Linked DNA regions of Homo sapiens: region 2 is linked to region 1. The links are chromatin contacts, found by Hi-C or POLR2A ChIA-PET in ENCODE. All regions are on one chromosome and are shown on one strand. The core of a region is the stretch at or near the end of the contact, and the rest is flanking DNA. Distances in the headings are between cores, read along the strand shown.

The links. Hi-C counts contacts between places; a loop is a spot of excess contacts on that map. ChIA-PET counts read pairs that join two places held with the same protein, here RNA polymerase II (POLR2A). Pooled maps may share reads with other maps.
Region 2: a loop to region 1 is called in a pooled map, with 2.2 times the contacts of the local background. The contact joins two enhancer-like sites. A Hi-C loop is called at or near these places in 1 of 168 maps with a recorded cell type or tissue (DLD1) and 3 of 50 pooled maps. POLR2A ChIA-PET finds 5 or more read pairs at or near these places in 4 of 52 experiments (A549, H1, PC-9 and 1 more).

What each region holds. Positions count from the first base shown.
Region 1 is chr2:108,552,290-108,558,326 of GRCh38, forward strand. The region is part of intron 1 of LIMS1 (LIM zinc finger domain containing 1); the gene reads left to right. Among named protein-coding and RNA genes, the nearest start is that of LIMS1, 21 kb to the left of the region's middle. Within about 2 kb of position 2,427, at least 4 of the 41 ENCODE cell types and tissues checked have a DNase peak (open chromatin) inside an H3K27ac peak, as active enhancers do.
Region 2 is chr2:108,629,507-108,635,322 of GRCh38, forward strand. The region is part of intron 1 of LIMS1 (LIM zinc finger domain containing 1); the gene reads left to right. Among named protein-coding and RNA genes, the nearest start is that of LIMS1-AS1, 46 kb to the right of the region's middle. Within about 2 kb of position 3,509, at least 2 of the 41 ENCODE cell types and tissues checked have a DNase peak (open chromatin) inside an H3K27ac peak, as active enhancers do.

The DNA.
Region 1 (6,037 bases), core at 1,177-3,676:
TATACTATACGTGTAGTATATATATGAAACTATATATATACTATACGTGTAGTATATATATGAAACTATATACTATACGTATAGTATATATATGAAACTATATATACTATATATACTTAACTATAATTGTATATAGTTAAAAATATAAATATAAAATATACAGTTAAATATATTAATATATAATAGTAATACATTACAGTTACATATAATATATAAATAAAATATATAAATATATCTTATATATTTATATATATACACTATGAGTGAACTTTGGGGTGTATATATATATATTTTGGGTGTGTGTGTGTGTGTGTGTGTGTGTGTTTTTGGAGACAGGGTGTTGCTCTGTCGGCCATACTGCATGATCACCACTCACTGCAGCCTTGACCTCCCAGGCTGAAGCAATCCTCCCAAGTAGCTGGGACTACAGGCATGTGCCACCATGACAAGCTAATTTTTACATTTTTTTGTAGAGATAAGGTTGCACCGTGTTGCCCAGGCTAGTCTGGAACTCCTGGCCTCAAGCAATCCTTTCAGCTTGGCCTCCCAAAGTGCTGGAATTACAGACATGAGCCACTGTGCCTAGTCCAATTTAACTATAAACACCAGAAGTTTCTTCAGTACTTAGTTTCTGAGGCATAGAGATAGATTGGGGAAAATGAAGGATATTAATCTGAGAATCCTTTGTCACGGCCATATCCAATGAAAAATAAACGAAGTTTAATCAGGATGGCTCTGAAGAAGGTACCAGTGCATGAGAAATCACTGTGGACAGTGATGGGATGTTAAAGAGAAAAGCATAAAAAGAGTCATAATTCATGTGGGCCTCCTCCTTACATAAGAGAATATGCTGCCACTTTCTAGCATGGTCTTCCATGCTCTCTCCTGGACACAATTTGTAGGGTTCAAGGTTTCCTTCTCTCACTGCCCAGATGCAGCCTGGGTGCAGATAAATATCTTTTGAGGGAGAGAGTTAGTACTTGTCTGGGGCTCACTGCCGTTTGTGTGCTTTTAACTGTTGGTCCTTTTTAAAATCATTGCTCCACGATTGAAGCAAATGACCTTTAACTGTTATATAAACTTGGAGAGCCAGTTGAGGACAGTGCTTTATGCTTGGCAGGAGTAAGTGCGGGTCATAATAGAAGCTTTTTAGCAGTGGATTCTGGGCTAAAGTTTCTCTAGGAAAGGCCCAGGATCACACAATCCCAAAATACTAGAGTTAGAAGAGACTTTAGAGAACTATCCAGCTCTCTTTCATTAGAAATAATGATAGTTTTTCATTGACATTCCTATTTTGTGGTCTTCTCTTTGCTTGGAAGGTAAATCCCTTGCTTTGCAAAACACTCTTATTAGTGCCATAAACTACTAAGGAACAGGAAATTCCAAATTGCAGGCTAGTACAGACCCAGACGAGCCTTCCCAGAATCTCTGGGGAACTGGCTTCAGGCCGTACACCCCCAGAACTGCTGTGATGACTCTGTTGGACATTAGAGTATATGGAGGAGCCATGCCTGAGATCATTTTCAATCTGAACATCCAGGATTTGTGAGAATTACAGAGTTCTCTGGTGTATGGGGAAAACTGGGATTACTCTTCTACCATACGGAGAACTTCGAATGATAGGGACAAACATTTGTGTAGTGTTTGATGATATAGATAGGCATGATTATCCTCATTCTCTTTTATTTTTTTAGATAAGCAAACCAAGACTCAGGAAATACTTGTTTACTCACATAGTTGGTTGGTAAAATGACAAAGCTGATGTTGAGACCTGGGCCCTGGAATTTCCGATCCTATGCATTTCCTGTAGCATTACATTTTCTCTGGGAAATCCATTCAATGTTGGGGAACACCTTGTTATTCTGAAGCCAAGGAAATTGCCAGGAGAGGATAGAAGAGGTGGTGGAGGAATGACACCTCTTGGTGGGGTCAGTGGTATTGAGATCCTGTGGAAAATCTAGGAGATGCTGCTACTTATTTCCTGTATATTCACTTGATACCTATTGCCCTTTACATCTTCTTCAGTATGAGCCAGACTAACCCATGGCTCCACTTCATCCCAGACTCTAGAGCCTACACTCTATTCCCGAGGAGTGGTCACCTTCTCCCCCTGTACTTGGCATGGTGTCCCATTGGGGTAGTGCTACTGAAGGACAGTCTCTGAAGAAGAGTATCTTCCTTATTCTTGGGGTAGAAACTCTTAACATAGATGGGGTGATAAAATGCAAGAGATTTATAACAGCTTGCCATTAGAGCTAGAGTATATTATTTATCACCATTGATTATTTTGCCAAATGTTTTTGTTTAAAAAGCTTCTTAGTTTCTGGATGCCTCAGGGTAATTTGTCACCTGCACTATTCAATATCCGTGCCATTACAGCTGAGAGGAGTGTGCTGGCCTCTAATGTTCAGAGCGCAGCTGGCAACCAGCCTGACAAAAGTACATGACATGACGCTCTCAGGAGGCGGCCAGACACCCTGGTCACTAGGGGAGGTGTGCTCTTTAGGTAAGGGACACACAAACCATTGTTGAATAGCTCCTGTGTGCAGAGAGGGACCAGGAGCATAATCATTATCTGGAAGCTTATTGAAGATGTAGAATCTTGGGCCCTATCTATCTCAGACCTACCAAATCCGGATCTGTGTTGTAGTGAGATCCTCTGGGAGTTCATGTGCATTAAAGTTTGAGAAACACAGGAATAGTGGACAGTGCTGGCTGCCTATCAGCATCCATTTCCTTTGTCTTTCCTAATAACGAGATGCACATTTTCTTCGGTTACTTCCCCTTCACCCTTAGCCATGAGAATCCATTCTTTAAGTAGGTGAGAGCATGGTTTTCCCGTGGTGACTGTTTATGGTCTAGAGGTATCCACATGATCTGGGTTGCCTCAGTCATAAGGAAAGACTTTATTTTTTGAGGGGGGAGGGGGAAGCATTTTCCTTCACATCCAGAATGAGAGAGCAAATAATGAAGCATAGCTGTGACCGTATTTCCACTGGCAGCCATTCTGTGACCTTGAGGGGATCAGTCTTGAGGTGAGTCTGACACTGAAGTTGTCAGAGCAGAAAGACAGAAGGAACCTGCATTTTTGGTTCTGGCACTCACCTGCTGGTCACAGGATCCAGGCCTGGATCTCCCTCTGCCTCTCATCTCATAGTTCTGTGTGATAATAAATTTTCCCATGGTTTATGCCAGTTTGACTTTGGGTTTTCTGATTTCCTGCAGCTGGAAGCATCCTAGTCTGCTTTGGTAATGAGCACTCTGAGCACAAAGTGCTGTGTGCGTGGTCCTCTTGTGAAAGGCCTACATTCTCAGGTGCTCCTAGGCTTTTCTCCTAGTCTTGTGAATTGTGCTTTTACCCTGTGGTGATTATTCCACTGTTCACATGAAAGTTGGTGGAGGGAGAGGAAAGCTATAAGGGCAGAGAGTAGAATTGGGAGGCTGTCCTGAGGGAAGGCAGGCTTGCACTCAGAAGTGCTGTGTGCTGGACTGTGGGGTGAGCCAGGCTGCAGTTGGCTGGCTGTGGAGCCCACTGGCTGGAGTGCTGGTCCATGCTTTGCTCCTCATTTGGTGTTTGAACCTCAGTTTCCTTATCTGTAAAATAGAATCCTAATGAAATAGTGGAGGTAGATTGGAAATGCTTTGAAAACTTGACTCTTTTTTGCCCGGTTTAATTATCCTGGTTTTTTTTTTCCTTTTTTGCTATAGCAAAATATAAATAACACAAAATTTACCATCATAATCATTTTTAAGTGTATAATTCAGTGACAGTAACTTCACATTCACAATGCGATTAAACAATAACTCCCATTCTGCCTTGCCCCCAGCCCCTAGTAACTTCTGTTCTACTTTTTGTCTCTATGAATTTGCCTACTCTAGGTACGTCATATAAGTAGAATCATATATTTTTATCCTTTTGTGTCTTGCTAATTTTACTTGGCATAATGTCCCCAAGGTTCATCCATGTTGTAGCTATATCAGAATTTTGTTCCTTTTTATGGCTGAATAATATTCCATTGTATGTATATACTGTACTTGTTTATCCATTTATCTGTTGATGGACACGGGTGATTTTCACCTTTTGGCTATTGTGAGTAATGTCACTTATGAACACTTGAGTACTGTGAGCACTGGTGTACAAATATCTGTTTGAGTCCCTGCTTTTAATTCTTTTGGGCATATACCTAGGAGTGGAGTTGCTGGATCATATGGTAATTCTGTGTTTACCTTTTAGGACCTGTCAAACTGTTGAAAAGTTAACTCTTATGTTATTTATATTTTCAGACATAGATTGGAAGATGGACTTATGCTTTTTCTCTTTCTCTCCTTTCCTTCCCTCCCTTCCTTTGTTGGAGGCTGAAAGAATGAGGGTCAGTGATCAACTCAGTATACCACTGGAGGCTATATGAGTAAACAGCAAACTGTTCTCATGAATGCAGAATGTTAGCAAGCTGACAACTGCGTCTGCTGCCCAGAAGGAATGCTGAGGGCAGTCATGCCCCAGGCACAGTGTTGCTTGTGATTAGGCAAATCTGAAGCCTGTTAGCAATAATGTGAACCTGTGATCAGTCAAGCAGCTGACCAATCGTTACCTACTCCTCCCTGCTCTTTCTACCCAATAAATACAAAGGCTGTAGAAGCTCAGGGCTGCCTTTGCTCACTAGAAGCAGGGATCCCCCTGACCCCTTCTTTAAAACAGTTTCTTTTTTGTTTTCATTTCTGCGTTCATCCGCCTTCGTTCAGTCCTGTAGTAACTGTCACTACCTACCTACCTTTGTTCCTTCCTTCCTTCTCCCCTACCCTTGACATATAGGGTCTCACTGTGTCTCCCAGGCTAGAGTGCAGTAGAGCCATCACAGCTCACTGCAGCCTCAACCTCCTGAGCTTAAGCGATCCTCCCACCTCAGCCTCCTGAGTAGCTGGGACCACAGGCGCACACTACCGTGCCTGGCTAATTTTTCATTTTTTGTAGAGACGGTGTCTCTCTATGTTGCCCAGACTGGTCTTGAACTCCTGGGCTCAAGTGTTGCTCCTGCCTCAGCCTCCCAAAATGTTGAGATTACAAGTGTGAGCCAACACGCCCAGCCTTTTTTTCTTAAGACTATAGATTTTCATTGGTTGAGAGGACTTGGTAATTTTAACATGGAACTTCTGAACTGACCATTTTATAAGATATCGAACATATGATCAGATTCATATTTTACCCTCATTAATCAAAAAATAGTAGGAACTTTTTTTTTTTTGAGAGACCTAGTCTTGCTCTGTTGCCCTGGCTAGAGTGCAGTGGCACAATCTGGGCTCACTGCAACCTCTACCTCCCATGTTCAAGCAGTTCTCCTGCCTCAGCCTCCCTAGTAGCTGGGACTACAGGTACGTGCCACCACGCCCAGCTAATTTTTGTATTTTGATAGAGATGGGGTTTCACCATGTTGCCCAGGCTGGTCTCAAACTCCTGACCTCAGGTGATCCACCTGCCTCAGCCTCCCAAAGCGCTAGAATTACAGGCATAGGCCACCATGCCCAGTTGGAATTTTCTGTAAAGTTTCAAAGATTTAAGTGAACATGATTCTTGAAGTTGTTGATTTGAAGGTACCCAACTTTGTGTGTGAGAACAAATTGGTTTATTTCTACTAATAAGTACAATGTTATCTCTATGATCTGTGAAAAACAAAAGGCTGAATGTATGAAGGGGAAATTATGGATATAAAATACAAGATCTCACAGTTCTATTAATACTTTCTAGCAAACAGACTATTTAATACCTAAAAATTTTAAGTATAGGACTATGAAGAAAGCCATTATGAGAATTCCTGTTACAGTATCTTTGAAACATACTAGAAGGTAATTATAGATTTAAAATGGATTGCCCCTTCTTTCCTTGAACTTGTAGTATCGGTTATATCAGCCCACCTGAAGATTTGTGCATTTTTTTCTTTTTTTTTTTTTGAGACGGAGTCTTGTTCTGTCGCCCAGGCTGGAGTGCAGTGGCACAATCTTGGCTCACTGCAAGCTCCACCTCGTGGGTTCACGCCATTCT
Region 2 (5,816 bases), core at 2,259-4,758, 78 kb after region 1:
AAAAATGCAAGTATCAGTTATAGAGAAGACTTTCCATTTGAGACTCTCAGAAAAGGTGTGGGTGGTTACTGTGTTTGTTTGACATTGCATCCTTTAATGAGCTTGTTTAGTACGTGAGGAAGTGGAACTTTACCTTGGGCCTCTCTGAAGCCCAGTTTCCTCCAAATATAAAAAGAAAGGCTTGGTCCATTCAGAAGCTTTAAAGAGTCATTTTTTTCCCAGACAGGATTTCCCTGTGGATTGTGGTATGTGAAACAAAGTCAGTGATTCTCCATGGAGGTGATGTGAGGAGAGAAGGCTATGTGGCCTAGACTGCAGATTCCTTTCCTGAGGTCCTTCCTTTGTCCCATGGCAGCTGCAGAGGCGTCTTGGTTTAGGAGATCAAGATTTGAAAACCAGGTGAAGGCCAGGCACTGTCGCTCATGCCTGTAATCCCAGCACTTTGGGAGGCCAAGCCGGGTGGATCACTTGAGTCCAGGAGTTCAAGACCAGACTGGGCAACATGGTGAAACCATATTTCCACAAAGAAATACAAAAATTAGCCAAGCGTGGTGGCGTGCACCTGTAGTCCTGGCAACTTGGGAGGCTGAGGCTGGAGGATTGCTTGAGCCTGGGAGGTTAGGCTATAGTGAGGTGAGATCATACCATTGTACTCCAGCCTGGGCAACAGAGTGAGACCCTGTCTCAAAAAAAAAAAAAAAAAAAAAAAGAAAGAAAAGAAAACCAGAAGACAGCCTGCCTCACTTAAAATTGTGATTTTAAAAACAGTGAAATTCAGGCATCCCTGTAGTGAGCCTCCTTCGAAATTCACTGCACTGCTATAGGAAATCAGAGCTTAATTATGTCACACTTACATGCTGAAGAACTCAGGGATCCAATGATACAATGTAGGGAATTTGTTTCAAAATATTTTATGGTTGATGAGTAGATAAATTGATCACGACTTGATGACTGTTGGAGTTGGATAATGGTTCAGAGGGATTCGTTATACTCACTCGTTTAATATATGTTTGAAATCTTCAGTAATCAAAGGTTTTAAATTTTTTGAAATACGTATCATGACGAATGGCACAGTTTTAACGTTTCCCTTATGTGTAACTAACACATTATACTTTTTCATTTATTTAGGGCTTATCTGATGAGTGGTTGTGTCCCATCCAAACATCTATCCCAGTAGTCAGGAATATAACAAAGCCCCTGAGATTCCCTCTGCTGTCAGCTACCTGTGTGTCTGTTGGGATATAAGCCACACCAGGATTTCACCACCCATGGCTCTAGCATGAGTAATTTGGAGGTTGAGTGGGACGAGGAGGAAAAATGTAGGATTCTTTACCTTAATCTAGGCTGTCGTTCTATGGTAATCATTAAGCTTTCATATTTTGTGTTGGAAAAAAACAGTATTTCTTAATGTTAGAAAGTGAAAATGGTAATGTAGGGGTAAAAGATTAGATTCAGAAAAATGAACATCTCAAGTTACTGCTTTTACATCTGTGGAGCAGGGATGGAATTGTTTGATTTTTCAGACAATTAAAATTTATTATGACAGGATGAAGTTGGCTTACAGAGTGTGGGACACTTAATGAGTCAGCTTCTAGCCTCTGGCTTAAGAATGGGGTAGACTAGCCTCTGGCTTAAAGAATGGGGTAGACTGACTTGGACTCTCATTTAACTGAAGATTTTATTTTCTATACCTTTACTTGATAATATATACCTCCGCCCTTCCCTTCCTAGTTTTGAGTGTAAATACACTTGTTTTAAGTTGCTGAGTGAGAGTGGGTGAGGAGTCTGGGTATAGCCCACTGGCCTGGGTCCAGTGTCTTGAATAACTACTTAGTAATTGACTTCTGCAAGTCAGTTATTTTTAGGAGCTTTGAGTTTCTCCCTTTGCTAGTTGAATATGATCTGTAAAAGAAGTGAATGTTCTTATATTAACAGATTTAGACCTACTCAAGGAGGATTTATTGTGTTTCATTTTAAATATCAAATGATTGTATGCTGTGGAACAAAAGGGACTCTGTCTTGGATGCTAATCTACCGTGTTGCCTTTTTTTTTTTTTTCTAAGACATCTGTTATAGCATGCCATGTTGACTTCTGATTAGCCTCCTTTGAGACCTTTGAATGGCTCCTGATTACTACTTTACTTACTGTCCCTAGTGGAAGAACATGTCAACCTGGATGTTGTCACACAGACTCCAGGCTGTGATGCGTACGGCATCCATGTTCTGGAGGGTTGTCTGCACACGTGCCCTTTCTTCATGGTCTGTAAGCCCTGGGTCTGGGAGCAGTGGTGCAGAGATCTGCCTGTTTTGTGGCTGACCAAGACCACACTTCTGTCTGTAAGTTCCCTCAGTAAATCACCCAATACCAACAAAATAGATTTGTCTTTCTCCTTCTTTAGTTTCTCAGCTCCTTCACATTTGGAACCGCTTTGCATATATGCCTCCTTCACAGAATAGGTACTTTCGTGTTTGTTTGTTTGTTGAGATGCAGTTTCCCTCTTGTCACCCAGGCTGGAGTGCAGTGGTGCAATCTTGGCTCACTGTAACCTCCACCTCCTGGGTCCAAGCAGTTCTCCTGCCTTAGCCTCCTGAGTAGCTGGGAGTACAGGCGCCTGCCACCATGCTTGGCTAATGTTTGCATTTTTAGTAGTGACGAGGTTTCCCATTTTGGCCAGGCTGGTCTCGAACTCCTGACCTCAGGTGATCCACCTGCCTTGGCCTCCCAAAGTGCTGGAATTACAGGCTTGAGTCACCGTGCCCAGCTGATACTTTCCCTTTTTACTCTTTGGGAAGCCACACATGTTTGAAAAGCAGAAAGTTAATTGCTTTTTACTTCCTAAGTACCTTGTGTCAGTGATTTCATCTGCTAAATTCAGCCATCTTCTCTGCCTTGAAAGACACCATGTTAAAAGTTAAGTGCTGATGCTGCATAGGATGTAGGGTCCAGGTGTCTCAAGGTCAGGCAACGCGCATTCTCAGAGTGTGATGAACAGTGAAGGAAAACTCAAGGGAGGATATGCCCAGAGTCCTGATGTTCTGGACACCTTGTTCTTTATCAGGCAGTGCTAGATCTTATTGCACAAAATGGTATTTGGGGCCAAATGAATGGTAAGCGAGCCAAAGAGAAGCCTCTCTGCCTCCTCAGCTTTGAAAATGTAAGAGGGAATGCAGATACTGCTATAGAATCAACATGTGAGTAGTGGCACTTCAGCAACTTCTACAGAGCTGTACATGAGTGCCTGGGATTGTGGCCTCAGAGAACTGGAATACTGGCTCAGGCTACTTAAATGTAGATGAAAATATTAAACCAAAAGGAAGGTAAATTGACCTTGAAAAGTCTGTTTATATAAGCAGTTTACTTACAGGCAATCTGTACCTGCATAGCAAGTGTACACATTGATTTCTGAATGAGAAAGCACTGACATTGCCTTATGAGCCATTATGATATTGTTCTTCTGATTATGTTTGTGCTCAGGTTAATAAAGTGTACCAGGTGACTCCCTTGTCCCCTTCCCCCTCCACTCCAGGAAGCATCCGTGTATCCCCTGCTCTGCTCTGAAATAGAACATTTAATGTTCATCATGACGGCAGTGGAAGATTTGGTTTTGCCTTTTGAATTATTCCTGCTCTTCTGTCCCTTTGTTTTTGCCAGCATCTTAATTCTTACTAATTGATTTGGTGAGGTTATTTTTATGTATTCTTTTAACACAGAATTATTTTTTGTGTTTCAGAGCAGTTTTATTTCAAAGGATAAAACTGTCTCTTGAAATAGTCATGTGGTGCTTTGTCTGTAATAGGTTAGAATATTGCCATCCATAGAAGAGTAAAAATGACTGCTGCTTTTAAATAGGCTTAAATTATTGACTTTTTATACAACCAGCATAGGCGCTGTCATTAGAGCGTCAGACCTCTTATATTCAGTCTGAACATAGTCCAAATAGTCACCATATTTATTAGTTTATTTGAACCACTCTCAATTTCACCATTTGATTTGCTTTCCTAATAGGTTCTAAACTCTTTGAAGCTCAGTTATTTTGTTCTGTTTTCTCAGCCTATGAATTTGGCCTCTTGCCAAGTTAGTTTTGATTACATTTTTGCTTTTTCATTTATGAGCTGCCATAAAAGAGATTGTTCTGTCTTATGCTTTACTAATAGTTGGTTAAAGGTTTGACTTAAAAGACTTGGTTGGCCCAGAGTCATACAAGTGCATGTTTGCCATTCTGAACTGAAATCCCTGGCGACAGTGCTGTTTATAAAAGGATTAGAGCAGGGAGTTTTGTTGCCCTAAAATCAGGAAAATTAAGTTTTATTTTATATTATTTAAGTAATTAAATGATAAGAAATTTACACACAGGTGTGTGTGTGTGTCCATCCTTGTGCCTCAATTGCAAAATTTCCTGAAATAATCTCCCTGAGCTCCATCGTGGTGTTTCTCCCACCAAGCTTTTCTTGTGATTCTGTCTTGCACACCACCGTTCTTTAGAAGTAGTATTTCTTGGAGGTTTGTGTTTGAGATGGGGACTGGATGCTGGCTGTAGCCTCTTTGTGGCTCCAAAGGAAAGAGGAGGGAGGATTGTCCTCAAAGACTCTTACAAGGGTAGAGAGGGAGGAAGCAGGCTGGGCAAAGCTCAAGGAAGTCCATGCAATAACTGACCTGTGTCAGGTTGGGGTCTCCTTCTAGCAGGATGTCTGTAGGGGGAGGGAAGAAGGACTGCAGGGCTCTCTGGTGTGCCAGCTGCCAGCTCTCATGCAGCACTCAGTTTTCAGTGACTCTCATGTTAATTCAGCATGCCAGCTGTTCAATTTAATGTCTATACCAATGGGGAATGGGAGAGAGGTAGATAATGAGGAAAGAGAAGAAATAATGAGGTAATATGTCATCTCCTAAAAGCTCATTTTGTAACAGAAATTGTCCAGACTGTTACTGCATTACATTTTAGGTTTTTCTCAATCCCCTCAGAAAACAAAGAAGCTCATACAGAACATTGCCCCTACCACTAGCAAGAGGCAAATCTTTCAGCCCTCCCAAGGCTGGCTTTCAGGCTCCTGAAGCTGTGCCTTCTGAATGTGACACCTTGTCCTGGCGACATCTCTGGAGAGACGCCACACACATCAGTGTTAAGTGGTACACATGGTCCTTTTCACCACAAATGTCCTGAAATCGAGGGACTATTTAGAAAACAGGCGGCTGCTTCATTCTATTGTGGGAGTGATGTGACAGGAAGGGAGGCTCAGGAATGACCATGACAGGAAAGCATGTGGAGCACTCACAGTAAAGCTTCACAGAAGCCCTCACGGCCAGGCGCAGCAGAGCACAGCGACTGCCCAAGGAGCTGCTGTCCTAGCCACCCTCCCAGTCATCTTCAAGAAGAACAAAAGTTCACTGATCGCCTCAGTTCCTTTATTCTCCTCTTGTTCTTGAGGACTGACCAATGGGTGTGTGTCCCTGTTTGCCTCTTTGCTGGGGTCACAGAGGAACCCAGGAGCTCACATTGAGTGGCCCCCAGACATGTCACTGGGGCCAGAAAGTGCCATGAGGATGGGGGTCTACACTGGGGTGTGGGGTGGCCATATCTTCTGGCCCTGACTTGAACAATGAGTCCATGTGTGGCCTCTAGTTTACATAAATAAAGAATGGCTGTGGCTGGGCGCGGTGACTCACGCCTGTAACCCCAGCACTTTGGGAGGCCCAGGCGGGTGGATCACCTGAGGTCAGGAGTTCGAGACCAGCCTAGCCAACATGGTGAAACCCCATCTCTAAAAATACAAAAATTAGCTGGGTGTGGTGGCAGGTGCCTGTAATCCCAGCTACTCAG